Linked DNA regions of Homo sapiens: region 2 is linked to region 1. A link is an interaction called in ENCODE POLR2A ChIA-PET data of the cell type or tissue named here. Cell type or tissue: Panc1. All regions are shown on one strand. Region 1 holds the start of NNMT (nicotinamide N-methyltransferase). Region 2 overlaps CADM1 (cell adhesion molecule 1).

What was found. Peaks named below come from ENCODE experiments on the same cell type or tissue, not always from the same donor. Only the 100,000 strongest peaks of a DNase experiment are listed, where the experiment ranks them.
Region 2: POLR2A ChIA-PET joins it to region 1 with 15 read pairs; 2 of 35 experiments call an interaction of 5 or more read pairs at or near these places.

The regions. Positions count from the first base shown.
Region 1 is chr11:114,292,709-114,297,708 of GRCh38, reverse strand. It overlaps NNMT (nicotinamide N-methyltransferase), which reads right to left and starts at 1,310. Exons shown (of 3, transcript NM_006169.3): 1 at 999-1,310. The coding sequence starts at 1,152. RefSeq lists an enhancer at 1,334-1,834. In Panc1, no CTCF peak of the experiment used is centred here; a DNase peak (open chromatin) is centred at 2,656; H3K4me3 peaks cover 347 bases.
Region 2 is chr11:115,406,246-115,411,245 of GRCh38, reverse strand. The region is part of intron 1 of CADM1 (cell adhesion molecule 1); the gene reads left to right. Among named protein-coding and RNA genes, the nearest start is that of CADM1-AS1, 12 kb to the right of the region's middle. In Panc1, no CTCF peak of the experiment used is centred here; no DNase peak of the experiment used is centred here.

The DNA.
Region 1 (5,000 bases):
ATGAGACCAGCCTGGACAACATAGTGAGACCTCATCTCTACAAAAAAATTTTAAAATTAGCTAGGCATGGTGGCGTGTGCCTGAAGACCTAGTTATTGGAGAGGCTGAGGCAGAAGGATCCCTTGAGTCCAGGAGTTCGAGACTATGATGAGCTGTGATCACATCCCTGCACTCCATCCAGCCTAGGCAACAGAGTGAGATCTATATCTCCAAAAAAAAAAAAAAAATCCCATATTTTCCCCAAATCCCTGTAATTTACATCATAGTGACAAAGAAAATATAAATATCAAAAAGACTAAAAATGTCTCACTTGAATTTTAAATAAAGCACATCAGTTTGAAAAACCTCAAACTTTAATAAAATTTAAAGTCAAAAAGAAAAAAAAAAAACTTTTCATTTTTTATTCCCCAATCCAGGGTGGAGGCATGTTGCCAGGAATTTTAAGGTCTAGGAGAAGGTAAAAAAGATCTACATCTGGTGTACAGACTGAACACCAGATCCAGAAAGTCTGTTACATGGAGAATGTAAAAACTATTAAGCAATACTTTCAAGGAAAGTTAATTAAAAAAGAAATTGAGTATATAATGTCTTTCTCCAAAAATCACCCAGTTCTTCATATATTGGGAGGTCTTTATCTCATGCATATTCACAGCATTCCCTTGAGTTAGGATCAGAATAGGTACTGTTTTAGAATTTCCACTTAAGTGGCCCTTTGAGGCTAAAAGTCTCCCTCAAGTCGCCTAGCAAATCAAGGTAGACTCAGGACAGCACTCCGGTCCTCTGGTTTCCTTTTGCTTGATCAAGTGAGACAGTGGATACAAAAGCACTTTGTAAACTGTGGAATCGCTATACCAATATTCGTTTTTATCCTAGTTAAATAAATGGGTGATGCCAAAAGGGCTGTGAAGCAACAACGAGAGACACAAAACCCAGTCGTGCCCTGAGACTCCATCTATATGACTCACATTAGTGGGGAGACATGCAGACAACAGACTTACCTAGGCAGAATATCTTGAAAAGATTTTTCAGAAGGTGCTTAAGAATCTGGCTTTCTGCAGAGTGCCTAGAACCAAACTTGTAATATTTTTCTAGGTAATCCCGAGGGTTAAAATGGCTTAGATAGGTGTCCTTGGAGGTGAAGCCTGATTCCATTATGTCTCACTTCTGTACCACTGGAGCACTGCCCTCCTTCTCTTTCCTCCAGAAGCCAGGGAGTGACCCTGCAGAAGTTGTCTTCCTGAGTCTCAGGCTAACAGCATTCCTTCCATCAGTTCAGCCCTTCTTTTAGAACAGATGGTTGGTTAAACACTAACAGAGAAATAGACCACAAATGTTCTGGCTGTTCTAGGAAATGATGAAATTCCCGGAGAAGGGAGCTTAGGCGAACGGGGGTGGAGGGTATGGTAGAGGGAGGGCCATGAGCTGTATGCAATGCTTGCCCAAGGGATGAAGGCCAGCCGCCAGGGATTGTAGACCAGAGGGAGCACTTGAGCTCGTCAGGAAAATTATTTAATGCATAGGACCCCAAAGTTCAGAGAGACAGGACATCCCCTAACAAGCACCATCATTCTTCTCGTTCTTGCCATGAATCTCCCAAGAAAAGGGGTCACGAAGAATGGTTTAAATTTAAACATGTAAAAGAAAGGAAAAAAAAGAAGGGAAAGATGAGGATAGGAAATGTATTCAGGGCTAAGGAATGTTGGCTGAAGAAGGAGTCTCAGATGAAGTCTGGAAAGAGTAATTTTAAAAGCCTGGATAAGGCTTTCTGTAAAATCTAGTCCAGCCAAACATCCCGAGACCCTCTCCTCATGCCCAGACTCTCTCTCCATCCCTGCCCTAGGCAACTGCAGCTTCACCGACCACTGCCATGACCCAGTGTCTGGCAAGCACCTCCTCCCTAAGCTTCCCCACTCCTTTCAGTCAATCCAAATCCTGATAGTTCTTTCAAAGTTAACTTTACTTCCTTTAAGAATTATTTAAGGCCGGGGGCGGAGGCTCATGCCTGTAATCCCAGCACTTTGGGAGGCTAAGGCGGGCAGATCACGAGGTCAGGAGATCGAGACCATCCTGGCTAACATGGTGAAACCCCGTCTCTACTAAAAAAAAAATACAAAAAATTAGCTGGGCTTGGTGGTAGGCACCTGCAGTCCCAGCTACTTGGGAGGCTGAGGCAGGAGAATGGCATGAACCCGGGGGGCGGAGCTTGCAGTGAGCCAAGATGGCGCCACTGCACTCCAGCCTGGGCGACAGAGCAAGACTCTGTCTCAAAAAAAAAAAAAAAAAAAAAAAGAATTCTTTAAATCCCCTTTTCTGAACTCACTTTGAGACAGAGTAGGGATGGGGCTTGGCTTCAGCTCACTCCCCGCTAAAGCATTCTTTCGTGCATTCCCACTGGTCACAAAACCCACACCACTACCTCACTGACAACATGTCCATTAGTCATCCTTTCACTTAATTCCAGGAACTGGCCTTAGGAGATAAACAATGTTGCCGGGTGTCCCACCTTGGGAAGGAATGCTGAATAATTGATTTACAGCCTTGTTGCCACTGGCCAGACCACCAGTTGGCCCATTCCTCAAGATAACCATTGCAACCAAGTAATGCTGACCTGCATACCCCACTTCTCGTATGCTTTGCCCAGCAGCACATCCTGCCTCTGACGTCAATTCCTGTGCTTTGCCTAATAAAAAAATCCCTACCGGTTTTTTCCAAGGAGTCAGCAAGCCAGAGAATTCGCTCTCTCTTTTGTTGTGGCCCTTATGCCAGGGCGTAAGTTCCAGTAAAGCATGTTTGGGAAGACTATTGGCCTTGTGTCAATTTCTATACACTGAGAGCCAAAAAACCCATGGTCAGTAACATTGTGGCCTTAGAATTTATTCTACCCAGCCAGGCACTTGATTTTTTTTTCTTTTTTCTTTTCTCCCTCTCTTTTTTTTTCGGTTGCTATTTATTTTTCTTTTTAAAAACTTTTTGTGGGTACAGAGTAGGTGTATATATTTATGGGTTACATGAGATATTCTGATAGAGGCCTGCAATACAAAATAATCACATCAGGGTAAATGGGGTATCCACCACTTCAAGTACTTATTTTTTGTGTGTTACAAACAACCCAATTATACTTGTCTAGTTATTTTTGAAGGTACAAATAAATTATTTTTTACTATATTCACCCTGTTGTGCTAGCAAATATTAGGTCTTATTCAATCTTTCTAACTTTTTTTTTTTTTTTTTGATGTGGAGTCTCACTCTGTCACCCAGGCTGGAGTGCAGTGACGCGATCTCAGCTCACTGCAACCTTCACCTCTTGGGTTCCAGCGATTCTCCTGCCTCAGCCTCCCAAGCAGCTGGGACTACAGGTGCACACCATCACGCCCAGCTAATTTTTGTATTTTTAGTAGAGACGGGGTTTCATCATATTGGCCAGGCTGGTCTTGAACTCCTCAGGTGTTCCGCCTACCTCGGCCTCCCAAAGTGCTGGGATTACAGGCGTGAGCCACTGCGCCTGGCCTCTAACTATTTTTTATACCCATTAATGATCCCCACATCCCCCCTACCCACCTCGCTACCCTTCCCATCCTCTCGTAACCATCCTTCTACTCTCTATCTCTGTGAGTTCAGTTATTTTAGTTTTTAGCTCCCATAAATAAGTGAGAACATGCAAAGTTTGTCTTTCTGTGCCTGGTTTATTTCACTCAACATTATGACCTCCAGTTCCATCCATGTTATTGCAAATGACAGGATCTAATTCTTCTTTATGACTGAATAGTACTCCATTATGTGTATTACCACATTGTCTTTATCCATTCATCTGCTAATGGACACTTAGAGTACTTCCAAATCTTGGCTATTGTGAACAGTGCTACAATAAACATGGGAGTGCTGATAGCTCTTGGATATACTGATTTCCTTTCCTTTGGGTATATACCTGGCAATAGGATTGCTGTGTCATATGGTAGCTCTATTTTTAATTTTTTGAGGAACATCCAAACCGTTCTCCATAGTGGTTGTACTAATTTACATTCCAACAGTGTACAAGGGTCCCCTTTTCTCCATATCCTTGCCAGCATTTGTTATTGTCTGCCTTTTGGATAAAAGCCATTTTAACTGAGGTGAGATCATATCTCGTAGTTGAGAAATGCAAATCAAAACTATGAGATATGATCTCACCTCAGTTAAAATGGCTTTTATCCAAAAGACAGACAATAACAAATGCTGGCAAGGATATGGAGAAAAGGGGACCCTTGTACACTGTTGGTTGGAGTGCACACAGCTCTATTCTGGCAATTCCAAATGGTAGCCTCTGCCCTTGAACTTAGATCAGTCATTGATCCTGCTCACCAAGTGTGTTGGGGTGGGGAAAGGGAGTAAAGGAAACCTGTGTGGTATTAAGATTGCCCATTGCAAGAAGTTGCATGTGGCAGGCAAATTGTCTCAGATTATTGCAACTGTTGTATCTTCAAATGTCAATTCACAGACCTAGGAGATGTAGAATGGAAGCAGGGTGTCTTTGTGGACTGACCCCAGGCACTGCTGCTGGAGCACAGACACTCCCTGCTTCTGCTGACTGCCCTAGTAATGGAGCACAGCAGGAGACATCCAGAAAGTCCAAAGATGTAAGTTGTTATCCTGGTTTGCTACTAGCAATTTGTAAAATGGACAACTGGAAAAACTAACTTTTGAGACTCTTAAGCCTCAGTTTTGGTGAGTAAAATGGCCTTAACAGTACGTATTTTACTATTCAATCTGAGGTATTGAGGAATTTCAATGATAGCTTTCCTTACATTGAATCCTTACCTTGGGAAATGTGCCTCATTCCCACTCATGGGTCAATTTACCAGGGAATTTTAGACATAGTGGTGATATAGCATATATGTGGCCTTGATATTGTACCCATTTCCCCTCACTCCATCATTAATTTTTTTCTACCCTCTCCAGAAATTTCCAAGATTTACAGTCAGAATCAGATTTTTTATTATAGATAGGAATCTGTTTCCTTGTAA
Region 2 (5,000 bases), 1.1 Mb before region 1:
CTCCCTATCTTGTTAGTGTAGTCGTTATATTTTTCATTACAAGTTTTATGCAAATCCTCTAGTTTTCCTTGATTAGGTTTACATGAATACATTGTAATTATAGACTGGGTGTTATTAATATATGTGATTAAACATGTAATTAATATGTGTAATTACATAGAGTCATGGCAGAGCTGGGCTCTATGCTGATTTATTGTATAGGTGCTGCTTACACAAAGACACAGTTAGGATTTTATGCTGAATATTTTCTCACACTGTAAATCTACGGTGGTTTGTCACCAGGGTATATATGCTTTTTCATTTAAGAATCCTTTTTATGGTCATGGCAGCAAATGGATTATGATTGTTTTTTACTGTGGCTATATCAAATACTCCACCCAGAGAACCCATAGAAGAAAAGTTTGTCATGGTTCTGTGTATGCGAGCAACACTGCTGTATGCCAGCCACACCCTGGAATGCACAGATTTTACTCATTTGTTTGTTTGTTTATTAAATGTGTTAAGCTCCATGTTAAACTCATCTGTTAAATAACCTTTTTCTCTTCTGTCTCTTATGTGTTTGGTTACTTTCCTTCTTAGCTAAATTTCCCTTTTTTTAAACATCGAAGAGCACCTTTCTGCTTTTTTTGCCGTCATCTGTATGTCATGTTCTTGTCCATCTCATCATTTCACATTTTTTAAAGCTCTGTAAACAGACATAATGCACCCTCTGCTTCCTTTTCAGCATTTATTCTGTTGCTCTTCCCCCCACCCTCCCATTCTGCCTCTAGACTTTGTTTATTTTTCTTAGAGAGGAATTCTAAATTAAACAATGCAAGAAAATGAAAATGGCAAGGGTACAACATTATAGAGGACTAAAGGGGAATAGAAGTAAGTTACGTTATTGAAATCTCAGTGTGAGGGAATAATGAGGATAACACAGGTTAATTTTCCGATGTGTCCTTTACCCACATAATTGTCCAGGACATAGATGTTATCGGAGAGAAGCTAAGAAGCACAATTTGTAAGAGTCTTAAAAGGGTAATAGAAGACACACTTAGGCTTAGCATCGTTAATGGGCAGAGAGGTTCAGGTCATAGTTGATTTGAGTCTGCTCAAAACATTGTGCAGCATGTTGTATTCAGTGTTCTGGTTAGGATGTTGGGGATGGCCCAAGGGCCCAATAACTAACAGTGTATAATTTTGATTTGAGTGCTTAAGTAGATATGTTTTCCTGAAAAAACATGAGCAGTAAAGGTTGACTTGGATTTGTATGCGGCATGTTTCCAAGGGGGACCTGGGAACAGATGTGTTGTCTGTTCTGAAAGCATTGGGATGCATCCATGTTTTGCGTACAGACCCCCTTCTGTCTGGTGCACTCTGCCCTCTAAAAGCTTCCTGAATTGCTTTGTAAACAAGGCAGCTACTACAGCTGCAACTGTTGGGTTTGGACTTTTGCCAGCTTGAAATTTATCCCTGCCCTAATGCTATATATCTGGGAGCAGGCAGTGGAATTTTTTTTTTTTTTTCTTCAAGCTTATGGAAGCATTTGCTGAGGAAGATCGTCTTGAGGGTCAAGGAACCCAGATTCCTTAAAACTGCATGCATTCTCCGTGGATTATTTTGACCACCAGGTCAGATTTCAGCACCTTTCCTGAACTTTTCTCCAGTTACTTAGTTGGGTTACTGCTTCATTAAAAACCCATAATTCCTATGTCTTTTATCTTGGTGGGCCACTTGGATTCAAGAGGACTAGATTCAGCCCCTTGAGTGAATGAATGAAGATTGTTTCTCAACATTCCTTTCTTTGGTATGCTAATATTTAACAATGAAAGAAAAGAAAGACAAAACAAAACAAAAAAAACGAAAAATAAGGGATAAAGTGAAGAACGGGAATTCTTAAGAAATCTCCTTTGAGGATTAGCGCTACCTGGCAGTTGCTAAAGTGACTCTGTGCTGCATGGATTTTACATTGTCTTTGTGTGTTATGTAGAGAGGTGTTGTGATGTCTTCTTTGAGTGCCTGAAATGCCAGTGTTCTTGTAGAAATTGGAGTTGTGCTTTATTATATTCTTGACTTGTTGATGAATTTTCCATTTAAGCCTCTTTCTTCTTTCTTATCTGGCTTTTGAAGTCTCCTGCACAGGTGGATTCCTTTATGCCTTCTCACTAGATCAGGATTTTAAAAATGTTCATTGTTCATCTCTTCATATACGTTATAGCTGCCTGGGCTCCCTTTTTGACCTCCTTGGGCTGATGATGTGTGACATGTGACACTGTGCAACTAGAGTTGGTATTTGCCAATCTGTATGCTTTTGGTTTATTTCATATTACCGGATTAAAACGAAAATCTATTTCATTCCAGTAGCAGCAGAAAGCACAAAATCTTGAGGTTCCTGCCAATATTCTCTTTTTGGAACACTATCAAAAATGTAACTTTTCTGTTGGAATAAGTATTTTTCTGGCCAACATCTCCCCCTCTGCCCCTGGCTTCTGTGTGATGAAATAACATTGGCTTCTTTTAGCTCAAGATTTGGACTATTTAGGAGCCCTTTCACATAAGAAATGGATGTCTTAACTAATTTTCTTGGAGTAGAGTTGATTATGAATAAGTACTAGGAGGAGGGGCTATGTAGAACCTTTGTAATGTAATATGGCATAGTAAAAGCAGGACTAAATGAGATTTCTCAGGATTGGGATGGGGGCATATCCTTCCTATGTCATGTGATTTTAGGTCAGTAACCAACACAGTTGGGAACTTCTCCACAGCTTTTGGCCGCTCCACATCTTTGAAGAGTGCTGGCCTGCATAGTGGGATAGAAATCCAGGCCTTCATTGATTTATTCCTTTTGGTTTCAGTCCCAGATCTTGAACTGTGCAGGGATTTAAACTGATCAGGGACAGCCAACTAGCTGTAGTATAAAGAAATGAGCTGTTGTGCTTGGGGGAAAAATTGTTTGAAGAACTAAAAATGACACATTTCCTTTAGGCAGAGGAAAGTTAATACATTGGAGTGTTACTATTTTTTAAGGGGGACGTCATTCCATTCTCATTTCCAGTGTTCACATGTAAAAATAAGAAAGAGTGGGGCTTTTGTTTAAGCTGTTGCCAATACCAACATTTACCACCTCCTTTAGAGTTTTTTTTTAAAACGGCTCTGTTTGACTGAAAATTTGCTTAGGGCTGAAACTTGAAACTTGTCATTTAGTTTCTGAGCCTACAGGCAAATTACTACCACCCCCCAACACCCAGCCCTTTTAGAGCAAGAAGACTTTTTAGGAATTTGATAATTAAGGAGCTTTTTTGGCATTTAAAATTGCTTACCTTTCTTCAATACACAAAAACTCAACTCAACTCTGCCTTTTTTTTTTTTTTTTTTTTTTTTTTTTTTTTTAAATGACAGGGTCTTACTTTCCTTCTGTCACCCAAGCTGGAGTGCGATGGTATGGCTCACTGCAGCCTCGAACCCCCCCAGGCTCAGGTGACCCTCCTTCCTTGGCTTCCCAAGTTGCTAGGACCAAACGGCACACACCACCATACCTAGCTAATTTTTAAATTATCTGTAGAGACAGGGTCTCACTATGTTGCCCAGGCAATCTTCCTGCCTCTGCCTCCCAAAGTGTTGGGATTACAGGCATGAGCCACCGTTCCTGGCCAACTCTGCCTTTACATGATAGCTCATCCTTTCGAAGTTAAATTTGAAATAAAAGTGGTCCTCTTGGCTGGATTTTTGAAACCTTCCTAATGTGGAATATCAGATTGTTGGGTGCATATCTAGGCATTTTGGCAGCACTTAATGAAAACAAATGCTCCAGCCTTTCTATACCAAGATGCTGCTGGCCCACACACCATACCTGTGCTTTGGTTCTTTCTCCTTATGGTGATGGTAGATTTGCATTGAACTCATCCAGCGGTTCAGCTTCAAAGACCAAAAGCCAAGGTTAGGGAACCATAGAACTAAATTATTTTGCCTTGTGAAATTAATATTTCAGAGAAATGGATTCATTGTTAACATTATCAACCAATAGCACCCGCAGTCTTGGAAAAGTTCAGCGAAGAGGTGAATGGGGTCTTTTTTAGCCTTCGCCCAAACCTCTGTAGCATGTCTATGGCTAGAGTATGTTGATCTTTCAGGTAGTGAATCATTACAGTTAATCCTGGTGAAATTCAGCAGCAATCACACTTAATACTTTAGTGTGATATGGGAAAGTGCCTCTCTTGTACATACACCCGACACTAGATGATTACATTTTACCATGCTTCAACTGTGGGGGCATTTTATGACTATATATCACTTTTTTTCTTTTTTTTTTTTTTAAGACAGAGTTTCACTCTTGTTGCCCAGGCTGGAGTGCAATGGCATAATCTCGGCTCACTGCAACCTCCACCTCCCAGGTTCAAGTGATTCTCCTGCCTCAGCCTCCTGAAGTAGCTGGGATTACAGGCACCCACCACCATGCCCAGCTAATTTTTTTGTATGTTTAGTTGAGATGGGGTTTCACCATGTTGGCCAGGGTGGCCTTGAACTCCTGACCTCAGGTGATCCACCTGCCTCGGCCTCCGAAAGTGCTGGGATTAGAGGCGTGAGCCACAGCGCCTGGCCATATCACTTCTTAACATACAAATTGCTTAGTAATATATAACCTAATATTTATTCTTTATAAATATTTTATTATTTATTATAATAAGGTATATAATATTATGTAATTATATAAGTATTACATTATATAATTATAATGTATAAATATAATATATAATATTTATAAATATTTTGTAATGCAGATGCCTTTTAAAAGTGTATATTTCACATGTATTTATTCTTTAAATTTATTATGGAAATGGGATTTTGTTAGTTTAATCTTCAGTAAAGGCATCTTAAATGATCTGGATTTTTTTTAATTGTTTTGTTTTAAAAATCAAACCTCTTTAAAACATCTTAACATCTTTTATATATTCTGGGGTCTAGCATACTCCAGAGGGATTTGGTTAAAATTTTTCTGAATAGAAATCCTTAAGGAAGCG